Linked DNA regions of Homo sapiens: region 2 is linked to region 1. A link is an interaction called in ENCODE POLR2A ChIA-PET data of the cell type or tissue named here. Cell type or tissue: OCI-LY7. All regions are shown on one strand. Each heading gives the region's core, and the rest is flanking DNA. Links, peaks and the distances in the headings are about the cores only.

Evidence for each region. ChIA-PET counts read pairs that join two places held together with the same protein. Peaks named below come from ENCODE experiments on the same cell type or tissue, not always from the same donor. Only the 100,000 strongest peaks of a DNase experiment are listed, where the experiment ranks them.
Region 2: POLR2A ChIA-PET joins it to region 1 with 5 read pairs; 2 of 35 experiments call an interaction of 5 or more read pairs at or near these places.

Annotation. Positions count from the first base shown.
Region 1 is chr1:23,669,564-23,675,807 of GRCh38, reverse strand. It overlaps the pseudogene EEF1A1P48. Among named protein-coding and RNA genes, the nearest start is that of RPL11, 19 kb to the left of the region's middle. In OCI-LY7, for the core only: no CTCF peak of the experiment used is centred there; a DNase peak (open chromatin) is centred at 2,535.
Region 2 is chr1:23,414,051-23,420,294 of GRCh38, reverse strand. It overlaps TCEA3 (transcription elongation factor A3), which reads left to right. Exons shown (of 11, transcript NM_003196.3): 2 at 1,156-1,218; 3 at 2,286-2,391; 4 at 2,905-3,046. Among named protein-coding and RNA genes, the nearest start is that of TCEA3, 7.6 kb to the left of the region's middle. RefSeq lists an enhancer at 595-1,153. In OCI-LY7, for the core only: no CTCF peak of the experiment used is centred there; no DNase peak of the experiment used is centred there.

The DNA of each region.
Region 1 (6,244 bases), core at 449-5,448:
TTTTCTTTTTTTTTTTTTGACACAGTCTCACTTTGTCACCCAGGCTGGAGTGGAGTGGCACAATCTCGGCTCACTTCAACCTCCGCCTCCTGGGTTCAAGCGATTCTCCTGCCTCAGCCTCCCCAAGTAGCTGGGACTACAAATGCACGCCACCATGCCAGGCTAAGTTTTGTATTTTTAGTAGAGACGGGGTTTCACCATGTTGGCCAGGCTGGCCTTGAACTCCTGACCTCAGGTGATCCACCCACCTCAGTCTCCCAAAGTGCTGGGATTATAGGCATGAGCCACCACGCCTGGCCTCTAACACTCATTCTGAAAACTAAGACGGTTTGGTGCAGTGGCTCATGCCTGTAATCCCAGCACTTTGGGAGGCTGAGGTGGGTGGATCACCTGAGGTCAGGAGTTCAAGACCAGCCTGGCCAACATGGCAAAACCTTGTCTCCACTAAAAATACAAAAATCAGCCTGGCACGGTGGTGCATGCCTGTAGTCCCAGCTACTCGGGAAGGCTGAGGAAGGAGAATCACTTGAACCTGGGAGGCAGAGGTTGCAGTGAGCCAAGATCACTCCACTGCACTTCAGCCTGGGCGACAGAGCAAGACTCCATCTCAAAATAATAAATAAATAAATAAATAAATAAATAAATAAATAAATAAATACTAAGACTAAAGTTTCTAAAGACTCAGACATTTCCCAGTGAAGTTGCCTGTATTAGTCCGTTCTCATGCTGTTAATAAAGAGATACCCAAGACTGGGTAATTTATAAAGAAAAGAGGTTTAATTGACTCACAGTTCTGCATGGCTGGGGAGGCCTCAAGAAACTTACAATCATTGTGGAAGGGGAAGCAAACACGTCCTTCATCACGTGGCAGCATGAAGGAGAAGTGCCAAGCAAAGAGGGAAAAGCCCCTTATAAAACCATCAGATCTCGTGAGAACTAACTCACTATCATGAGAACATAATGGGGGAAGCCGCCTCCATTATTTAATTATCTCCACCTGGTCCCACCCTTGACACATAGGGATTATTACAATTCAAGGTGAGATTTGGGTGGGGACACAGAGGCAAACCATATCAGTGCCCTGAAGAATGTGCTTCAGGGTCTCAAAACTGTTCCTAAGGATGCTGACTTGTAAGCAAAGCCACCATTGTTGAGTGTAAGACCTTCCAGGGGGATGATTTTCAGTATGGCAATGCATTATACACATACCTTTTAAGAAGATATAATATTTACTCATCTAAAAACCCTGGCCAAAGCTTACAGACAATTGCTTCTTGGCATTTTGGCTAAGATCAAGTGCAAAGCTCAGAGACATAATCTTTGCCTTCAAAGACTGGAAACACAGGACAGAAGAGGCATAGAAGGAACAAAGGTGGCTGATATTAAAGGCTAAGTGGGCAGCCGGACTATCACAGCAGCAGAGTTGGTAGACACATAGGCTTAGATCCAACACACTGCCAGAAACTCAATAAAATGCTTCTCCTTTCCCGTCACAGGTCCTGGAGTAAATCTATAGGCTTCAAAACTTCAGTCTCCCATCAGCATTGAAAACAATGCCAACTCCAACCTTAGCACAATAGAGGAAGGCCTCTCAGTAGCTGGTCGACCCTCAGACATGGGAGGATGCAGTGATTGCATCAGGGGAGGCTTTGACAGGTGGGGGAAGGGGGCTCTAGACAAGGGAAACCTTCCATGGCAGAGAACCAGAGCTACACAGTATAGAAGCCACACAAAGCATATCTTGCCTCATGGACTCAAAAATTGGTATCCCAAGGAAGAAAGCTACTGTTTCTATTCATATTCAACTCTTTTTGGGGTGGAGGAGTAGTGGATAAGAGGCTTTGAAAGCATTTTTTAGTAAGCACTTTTACATAAATAATTCAAGTTTGTAAAAGGAATATTTTTCTTTCTCAGAAAGGATAATTGAGGATCAGAAGTGGGTTGCCCAAGGCCCAGTGACTGGCAAATGACCAGATCAGAAGTTGAAAATGAGACCAACTCCCCAGACTCAAATACAAGCCTCTTCCCACTGAGCCTGCAGTGAGGGTGAGGTAGTGATGAACTTTACCCGTTGGTTTGATGAACTTGGTGACTCACTTGGTTCTATGCCAATCCATGGTCCTGCTACTACAAGCCTATGAGGTCAGCAAACTACAAGTTGAATATCTAGTTCACTAGCTGCAGGCTAACATGCTTTGTTCTTTTGGCATCTAGAATACAGTAGGTGTGTAATAAATGCTTGGAGGACGTGGGGATGAAACTCATGTGTCTCACTAGCTGAGATGTGTGATAATACTCAGGTTATGGGAAACAGGCACTGAAGCTTCAGGTTTCTGCTCTAATGTTATCTCAGAGCCCACCCCTGCTTGAATACCTGATGTACAGTAACTCTCCCATACTGTGTCCCTTCACCTTTTTGTAGAATTTTCTGAAGCACTTGTCATCGTCTGCCTTATCTCTTCCCAGTCTCCCAGGAGACTGAGCTCCAACAGCAGAGTTGCTTCTTATTCACTGCGGCACTCTCAGCACCAAGGACAGTGCCCGGCACACTGGCGCTCAGTCACCATTTGAAGGGACACCCTGCCCCTGCAGGTCTAGTCTTTTCTCAAGGGCAATTGGGCAGTCTGTGTCAGAAGATTCCAAAAATAATGCCTACCCTTTGTTTCATTTTTTTTTTTTAATGAAACTCTTGTAGAGGCAGGGTCTTGCTACATTGCCCAGGCTAGTCTCGAACTCCCGGCCACCAGTAATGCTCCAGCCTCAGCCTCCCAAAGTGCTGGGATTACAGATTTGAGCCACCATGCCCAGTGGTTCATGAGGAATTTATTTCATTAGGAGTTGATTATAATTAAACTACCAAAGACACATGGAAAGATTTATTTACCAAGATGCTTATGACAGGTTTTAATTTTTTTAGTAGAGTTAACATTCTTAATTATGGCAGTTTTTTGTTTTCCGAGACGGGGTCTCACTCTGTCATCCAGGCTGGAGTGCAGTGGCATGATCATGGCTCACTGAGCCTTGACCTTCCAGGCTCAAGCAATCCTCCCATCCCAGCCTCCTCAGTAGCATGCACCATCACGCCTGGCTAAGTTTTCTTTCCTTTTCTTTCTTTCTTTCTTTCTTTCTTTCTTTCTTTCTTTCTTTCTTTCTTTCTTTCTTTCTTTCTTTCTTTCTTTCTTTCTTTCTTTTTTTTTTGTAGAGACAAGCTCTCACTATGTTGGCCAACTGATATCTTGGACTTCTGGGCTCAAGCAATCCTCCCACCTTGGCCTCCCAAAGTGCTAGGATTACAGGCATGAGCCACCATGCCCAGCCCAATTATGGCAGTTTTTAATAAATTTAGAAACAATAGAAGGTGGTGACCTCAGGCTATCACCTAACTGCACTGTGTCCCAGTTTTCTTACTTTACCTGGGAATAAAATGCCTTCATCATGGGGTTGTATACATGTAAAGCACTCAGTCTTAAATCATTAATCACCATTTACAGTGAATCATGGATATAGCCAACCTACCTACGTAGTGAGATGTGATATAAAACACCCATTAACTCTCCAACAGTTTAAATGGCAAAGAAAGTTTTAAAAATGTGTATAGAGCATTATGTATAGTTTGAGTCCAGCTGTGAATACCTAGAAAGAATTGCATGAAAACTAGGTTATCTATAACTAGGTTATCTATAAGTCACGGGGTGGCAGTTTATGCTTCATATCTGCAGGAAATGCTTATTGTAAAGATGTTAGACATTAATTTTATAATCAGAAAAAGATAGCTATGTACACGTGGAGGAAAAGACTAAGAATTCTCAAGTTAATTATAGAAAAGGTAGGCTTTAGGCAAATGTACTAAGTAATAACAATTAGCCTGCGAGCACCAACTGTCTGTGTGAGCGGATGTCCACGTAAAGTCTTTTGTTTAATTCTTACAACCCCGTAAAGTGAGTCCAAAGGCCCAGAGCATTAATATTAATACCTCACCTGCTCCTTTACTGTGGGCAAAGGATAGAGTTGGGGCTTGAATTCAGGTCTGATGTTAGAACTCAACTCTTTTGGTAGGGAGATTCTTGTCTAGGAATGTCAAAAGCTATTTGAATGTGGGATCCCTGAGCAGAGGGACTGTGTCTTAGACACATTTATATTGCGCCCACATTGCCTAAGGTCAGATAACTTAGATACTGTAAGCATTGGCTAGAATTCTAGATCCAGCCAGCACTGCCCAACTTTCTGCAACGATGTAAATATTCTTACTGCACTCACTGTTCAATATGATAGCCATATGTGGTTGCTGGGCACTTGAAATGTAGCTAAGGAATTATTTCATTTGATTTCATGTTAGTAATTTAAATAGCCACACGTACCTAGTGGCCACAACATCAGTCCGCACAGTTTTATGCTTACTGATTATATAGTCTTGGGTGTACTCATGTCACTCATCTGTAACATGGAGGTCAAAGCAGCCCCCAAAAGGGGATGCAGATCGTTCCCAGTGATCAGTCCATGAGCACACTGTGAATACTGGATATTTATTCCAGGAGAAGCTCAAAGATTTAAGTGGGCAAGTCTCATTTAATTGGCCCTGCCCAGCCGGCCCTCACCTTGCTGCCAGGTTCCAGCATGTTGTCCCCATGCCAGCCTGAGATGGGCACAAAGGGCAGAGTCTGGGAGTTGTAACTAATCTTCTTGATGTAAGCCTTCACCTCCTTGCTGATCTCCTCAAAGCATGTACTACTGTAAGGTGGCTCTGTGATGTCCATCTTGTTGACTGTCACAATGAGCTGCTTCATGCCCAGTGTATAGGCCAGCAGTGTGTGCTCACAGATCTGCTTGTTCTTGGAGATGCCAGCCTCACACTCTCCTACACCACTTGCCACAATCAGCACAGCACAGTCTTCCTGGCCTGAGAGAGGAAGGCCCAGCTCAGACCTGGCCTGGGACACCCCCTGCCCATCCCCACAGCAGGGCCGAGGCAACCCTGGTGGTAGCTGTAAGGTGACTGTGATCATGTTCTTGATGAAGTCACAGTGACCCATGGCATCAATGATGGTGACATAGTATTGCTTTGTCCCGAACTTCTACAGAAAGATGTTGATGGGATGCCACTCATATGGTTTGGCTGTGTCCCCACCCAAATCTCATCTTGAACTGTAATTCCCATAATCCCCACCTGTGGTGGAAGGGACATGGTGGGAGGTAACTGAATCATGGGGGCAGTTCCCTCATACTATTATCATGATAGTAAGTTCTCACAAGATCTGATGGTTTTTTTAAGGAGCTTCCCCCTTCACTTGGCTCTCATTCTTCTTCCTGACGTCACATGAAGAAGGACATGTTTGCTTCCCCTTCTGCCATGATTGTAAGTTTCCTAAGGCCTCCCCAGCCATGCTGAACTGTGAGTCAATTAAACCTCTTTCCTTTGTAAATTACCCAGTCTCAGGTATGTCTTCATTAGCAGTGTTTCCACCCTGCCTTTAGCTTGTCCAGCACCCCGGAGCATGTGAAGGAGCCTTTGCCCATCTGGACCAGGAGTGAGAAGGAGAACTCCACGGTCACTTTTTTTTTTTAATGGAGTCTTGCTCTGTCACCCAGGCTGGAGTACAGTGGCGTGATCTTGGCTCACTGCAACCTCCACCTCCTGAGTTCAAGCGATTCTCCTGGCTCAGCCCCCTGAGTAGCTGGGATTACAGGCACATGCCACCATGCCCGGCTAATTTTTGTATTTTTAGTAGAAACAGGGTTTCACCATGTTGGTCAGGCTGGTCTCGAGCTCCTGACCTCATGATCCGCCCTCCTCGGCCTCCCAAAGTGCTGGGATTACAGGCATGAGCCCCTGCACCTGGCCTACCTCTACTTCTAAAGCTCCCCATCAACCAAGAAGAAAGTTCCCAAATAAGGTGAGAGTCAGAAGGGACAGTAACAGGGCAGTGTGATGGAGAAGTCTTTGAATTTTTAAATTTAAATTTAAATTTTTAGAGACAAGGTCTTACTTTGTCATCAAGGCTAGAGTGCAATGGCGTAAACATGGCTAACTGCAACCTCGACCTCTTCGACTTGCTGGGCTTAAGTGATCCCCCTTCCTCAGAGCCCCGAGTAGCTGGGACCACAGGCACATGCCATCATACCCGGCTCATTTTTGTATTTTTAGTAGAGACAGGGTTTCGCCATATTGCCCAGGCTAGTCTCAAACCCCTGAGCTCGAGCAATCCACCTGCTTTGGCCTCACAAAGTGTTGGGATTATAGGTGTGA
Region 2 (6,244 bases), core at 777-5,776, 260 kb after region 1:
GCTCCAGCCTGGGCAACAGAGTGAGATCTTGTCTCAAAAAATGCCAGGCAAACTGTGGTACATACATACAGTGGAAACCACTCAGTAATAAAAAGGAACTACTGATCCACGAGACAACATGGATGAGTCTCCAAAATCATTATGCCGAAATAAGCCAGATAAAAAAGGGTTTTTGCCCTACATACTCTTTACATAAAATCCTTAAAGATACAAGGTCAACTATAGTAACAGAAGGCAGAATTGTGGTTGTTTAGGATTGGGGATGGGGAGGGATGGATTAGAAAGGGGACAGGAAGAAGCTTTTGGGGCTGGTGGCTGTGCTTTTATCTTGATTGTGGTGAGGGTTCCATGGGTGTACACGTATGTTGAAACTTATCAAATTTTACACTGCAAAGTGTGCAGTTATTGTATGTGAATTATACCTCAAAAAAGCTGTTTTTTGTTTGTTTTGTTTTGTTCGAGTTGGAGTCTCGCTCTGTCACCCAGGCTGGAGTGCAGTGGTGTGATCTTGGCTCACTGTAACCTCCATCTCCTGGGCTCAAGCGATTTTCCTGCCTCAGCCTCCTGAGTAACTGGGATTACAGGCATGCGCCACCACGCCTGGCTAATTTTTGTATTTTAATAGAGATGGGGCTTCACCATGTTGGCCAGGCTGGTCTTGAACTCCTGGCCTCAAGTGACCCGCCCACCTCAGCCTCCCAAAGTGCCGGAATTATAGGTGTGAGCCACCATGCTGGCCAAACTGTTCTGTTTTGTTTTTTAAAAGGCTCCCAGTCCTCACCCTGCGAAGTTCACAGTGGGGAGGTAAGGGAAGGACGCTACAGGCACACGAGCAACAATAAGCCAGGAAGGAATTCATTTGGGAGGAAAGATGGGGAAGGGGGAGGGCATTCCTGGGGAGAGGCACAGCAGAACCAAAGGCTGGAGGTCAGGAGCCTGGCTCAGAGGGTTTGAACCCAGCAGGTGGCGGGGGATGAAGTTAGAGCACCACCTAGGACAGATTGTTTCTCGTCTCTCTCCTTCCTTCTGCCCCTTGCCTGTCCTTCGGCCACATGTCTGTCTGTATCCTCCTGCTCTCTGTACCAAGACCACACAATAGTCAGAGAAGCCTGGTCAGGACCCAGGCCCCAGTCCTCACCTTGTGGCCTCCCACAGGAAGGGGCCCTGGACCTTCTGAAGAAGCTGCACAGCTGCCAGATGTCCATCCAGCTACTACAGGTGGGGCGGGGGTGGGAAGCCTTGGGACAGTGCCTGGGGGGAGAGCTGGTGGGGGAGGGAAAGACCCCTGGTGGGGGAAGGTGGAGTCTGGGAGGAATTTCTGAGGGGGGCCTGTGGGGAGGGGATCTTGAGGTGGAGACCTCCCAGGGAGGGACTGAGGGGGACACAGGGGCATCTCGGGGGCGGAGAGGGTATCTTCTAGGTGTAGGGGACCTCTGGGCCTTGGAGCAAGACTGGTTCGCTTTTCTTGAATACCCCAATTCCCAAGGCCCTGGGCCTGTGGGATCCAAGAGGCCAATGATCCAGGGAGAGGGAAAAGCCCCCATTTAAAATCCCTGTGTAGCCCTTAAAGTCCCCAGATTTACCAAAAGCTCCTGGCCCTGAAAAATCAGCACAGACAGATGCAAGGTCTCATAGCCGGAGCTGCTGTCTCAGTTGAAACTGGAGCTCAAAGACACTAGAGTGAGCTGGCCACGGTGGCTCATACCTGTAATCCCATCACTTTGGGAGGCCGAGGCAGGCAGATCACCTGAGGTCAGGAGTTCGAGACCAGCCTGGCCAACATGGTGAAACCCCGTTTCTACTAAAGATACAAAAATTAGCTGGGCACGATGATGCACACCTATAATCCCAGCTACTCAGGAGGCTGAGGCACGAGAATCGCTTGAACCTGGGAGGTGGAGGTTGCAGTGAGCTGAGATTGCACCACTGCACTCCAGCCTGGGCAACATAGCGAGACTCCATCTCAAAAAAATAGACACTAGAGGGTTGGGAATGGGAGGGGTCCTGACAGTCAGCCAAGTGCCACCCCCAACCCTAGGTTCAGGTTTCACCAAAGCTACAGATATCCTCCATGTCAGGCTTAGCCCTGGGCCCTCGGCCTCGTGCAGAGCAGGGCCTTAGTTACAGTAGTGGGGTTCTGACCTCAGCCAGGAGTCAGGGCTAGGACTCTGGGGGTCCAGGTTGGAAGGGGAGGTGGTGGTAGAGCTGGGGCAGGATCTGCCAATGATGGCAGCCATTCCTGTGTATCCATTCCCAGATTATGCCTTAACCCTCTCACTTTGCAGACAACCAGGATTGGAGTTGCTGTTAATGGGGTCCGCAAGCACTGCTCAGACAAGGAGGTGGTGTCCTTGGCCAAAGTCCTTATCAAAAACTGGAAGCGGCTGCTAGGTGAGAGAGGACAAGGTTGTCTTGAGCCCTGTTTTTCTCCTAGCACTTGGGACAGGACTGGGCCTGGCTCATAGCCAGCACTCAGTGTATGTCTGTTGAGTGACTTAATCAGTGACAGATGGCCTCTGGATCCGGGAGGTAGCTAGTGGGGGACTGCCAATGTTTGTGTACACAAGTGCAAGATTTGTAGACTTGTGAGTTTTGTGTACATGTGCCACTTACGTGTTTGTGCTCTCATGCATTTGTCTATATAGTACATGTCTACATGCACACATTTGTCTTAATATGTGCAGAGATGTGTTTGCCAATGTATTAATGTCCCCATGTGAGACTGTGTATTTGTACACACGTTCCTGTTGTTTGTGCATTTGTGTGTAAATGTGTTTGTGTGTGTGTTGGGAGTGTGTGTGCAGCTGTCCTCGTCCCTGCCCTTTGCTCTCTCCCCACTAAGTCATGCTGGGTTCTGCTGAGACAGAGCTTAGCTGAGGGACAATGCCACCCTTTTGTTTTCAGACTCCCCTGGACCCCCAAAAGGAGAAAAAGGAGAGGAAAGAGAAAAGGCAAAGAAGAAGGAAAAAGGGCTTGAGTGTTCAGACTGGAAGCCAGAAGCAGGCCTTTCTCCACCAAGGAAAAAACGAGAAGACCCCAAAACCAGGTATTCTTTTTTGGGATGGAGAGAAGGGAGCTGACACTTGTCACGTCCTCTGACAGCAACTCAGTGTATATTATCTCATTTAAACCTTTCATCCTGGGGAGGAAGATATTGGTATTATCTCCTGCAGTGCCCCCTCTGGGGGTCTTCTTTGGCTCAACCAGATGTTAGACTCACAAGACCCAAATAGGACATAAATGGCACTGGCTTTGCCTAGAAGGATGCAGGGACAGGAAAGAGTGCGTCTGCGGGAGGGCCTCCAGCATTTCTCTACAGAGAGTTCCCATAGGAGACCGCACGGCAGTCTAGAGCTCTTCTCTGGCCCACCCAGGCAACAGCCTAGGTGCGGGGAAACAAGACCACAGCGGGTATAAGCCTCACATCCCGAATCTTGTAACAGTCCCAAAGACAAAGATTCCAAGATGCTAGCAAAGGCAATAGCCACTTATAAGATTCATTGCACCTGGCGCAGTGGCTCACACATGTAATCCCAGCACTTTGGGAGGCTGAGGCGGGAGGATCACTTGAGCCCACGAGTTTGAGACAAGCCTGGGCAACATGGCAAAACTCCGCCTCTACAAAAAATACAAAAATTAGCCAGGCATGGTAGCGCACACCTGTAATCCTAACTACTCTGGAGGCTGAGGTGGGAGAATCGCTTGTGCCCGGGAGATGGAGGTTGCAGTGAGCTGAGATTGCGCCACTGCACTCCAGCCTGAGCAACAGAGCAAGAACCTGTCTCAAAAACAAACAAACAAAAACCAAGACATATATTATAAATTAAAAGGATCTCTACTTTCTGTATTATACAATAAAAATTTTAAATCTGAATTGTTGGGTTTTTTCACAATGATCCTGTACTGCTTTTGAAACAAAAAATAATAATAGTGCTTTTAAAAACTAAACAAATAAGAGTGATAAAAATCTGTTGTAGAAAATAATGGAAGGCCGGGTACGGTATCTCACCCCTGTAATCCCAGCACTTTGGGAGGCCGAGGTGGGCGGATCACTTGAGGTTGGGAGTTCGAGACCAGCCTGACCAACATGGAGAAATCCCATCTCTACTAAAAATACAAAATTAGCTGGGTGTGGTGGCACATGCCTGTAATCCCAGCTACTCGGGAGGCTGAGGCAGGAGAATCACTTGAACCTGGAAGTCGGAGGTTGCAGTGAGCCAAGATTGCACCATTGCACTCCAGCCTGGGCAATAAGAGCGAAACTCCGTCTCACAAAAAAAAAAAAAAAAAAAAAGGAAAATGTAGAAAAGTAGAAAAAAAAATCACCCACATTCCCACCACCCAAAGACAATCACTCTTGATGAGTTAGTGTATGGCTTTTCTTTCTGTTCTCTGACTTGTTTTCTATAGTCATCCCCAATTTTAATAGCCTGCTTTTTAAAAGGTAATGCCTGTGAAATGGTTTTGTCACATTTTCTATGTTCTGTTCCTTTCCATTGCTCATTTTGCAAGTGTATCCTACTTGGAAAAACCCTAATTGGCATCTAACTTTTCACACGAGTGTGTTTTCTTTTCCCAAAGGGGTTAGAAGTTTGGCTCGGGGAATCCCTGACCATCTCCACAGTGCCTAGCACGGAGTGAACATTTACTGAATACTGCTAGCCCATTTGTAGCAGCATGGTCCCCTGCCCTGTGGATTACCTCCTGTTCATGCCCTGGCTGGTCTGGCCATGTCTGGAGCACCTGTGTGGTTATGAGAACCTTGGCAAATGAAGGACCAGGAGCAGGAGAGCTCTTATGAGATGAAGTTGAAGGACTAGAGGCTGAACTACTGGGGAGGGACCAAATGGGATTTGGGACTAATCTGTCACATGGGGAGTGTAGGCATCCAGGTAAAAGTGGCAGCCTGAACACATGCAGTTTTTGTTTTTGTTTGCTCCATCCCCAAGCCCCACTGAATGAACAGTAAAGAGGCTGGGCGCAGTGGCCCATGCCTGTAATCCCAGCGCTTTGGGAGGCCGAGGTGGGTGGATCACCTGAGGTCAGGAGTTCGAGACCAGCCTGGCCAAGATGGTGAAACCCCGTCTCTACTAAAAATACAAAAATTAACCAGGGGTAGTGGTGCACGCCTGTAGTCCCAGCCACTCAGGAGGCTGAGGCGGGAGAATCACTTGAACCCGGGAGCAGAGGTTGCAGTGAGCTGAGATCCCGCCACTGCACTCAAGCGTGGACAACAGAGTGAGACTCTGTTTAAAAAAAAAAAAAAAAAAAAAAAAAAAAGAACAGTAAAGGGATTTCTTTTAAAGGCCTGTATGAGAACAACAGGTGTAGGAGAGGTAACAATGAAAAAGCAGAAAGCCAGGTTCTGGGCTGAACTTGTCACTTATGGCCTTCTTCTCTGAGACTCAGTATTATGGCCTGAAACACAGACATCATTTTCTCCGTTCTTTCTTCTTAAAAATAAAATGTTTTATTTGTAATAGTCTTTAATTATATTTTAGTTGTCTTAGTTTAGCGATTTTGTATTTTTTATAATACAGATAATTACTTGCTCATTGTAGAAAGTTTTAAAAATACAAATAAATAAGAAAATAGGCCGGGTGCAGTGTCTCATGCTTGTAATTTCAGCACTTTGGGAGGCTGAGGCAGGTGGATCACAAGGTCAGGAGTTCAAGACAAGCCTGGCCAACCCAGTGAAACCCTGTCTCTACTAAAAATACAAAAATTAGCTGGGCCTGTTGGCGGGTGCCCCGTAATCCCAGCTACTCAGGAGACTGAGGCAGGAAATCACTTGAACCCAGGAGGCAGAAGTGTCAGTGAGCCAAGATCGTGCCACTGCACTCCAGCCTGGGCGACAGAACTAGACTCCGTCTTAAAAACAAAACAAAACAAAACAAAAGATAAGGGCCAGGCACGGTGGCTCATGCCTATAATCCTAGCACTTTGGGAGGCTGAGGCGGGCAGATCATGAGGTCAGGAGTTCGAGACCAGCCTGGCCAACATGGTGAAACCCCATCTCTACCAAATATACAAAAATTAGCTGGGCATGGTGGTACATGCCTGTAATTCCAGCTACTTGGGAGGCTGAGGAGGAGAATTGTTTGAACCGGGACCCAGGAGGCGGAGGTTTCAGTGAGCTGAGAGCGTGCCACTGCACGCCAGCCTGTGCTACAGAATGAGACTCTGTCTCAAAAAATAAAATAAAATAAAGTAAAATAAAATATCATTTATTATCTAGAAACAA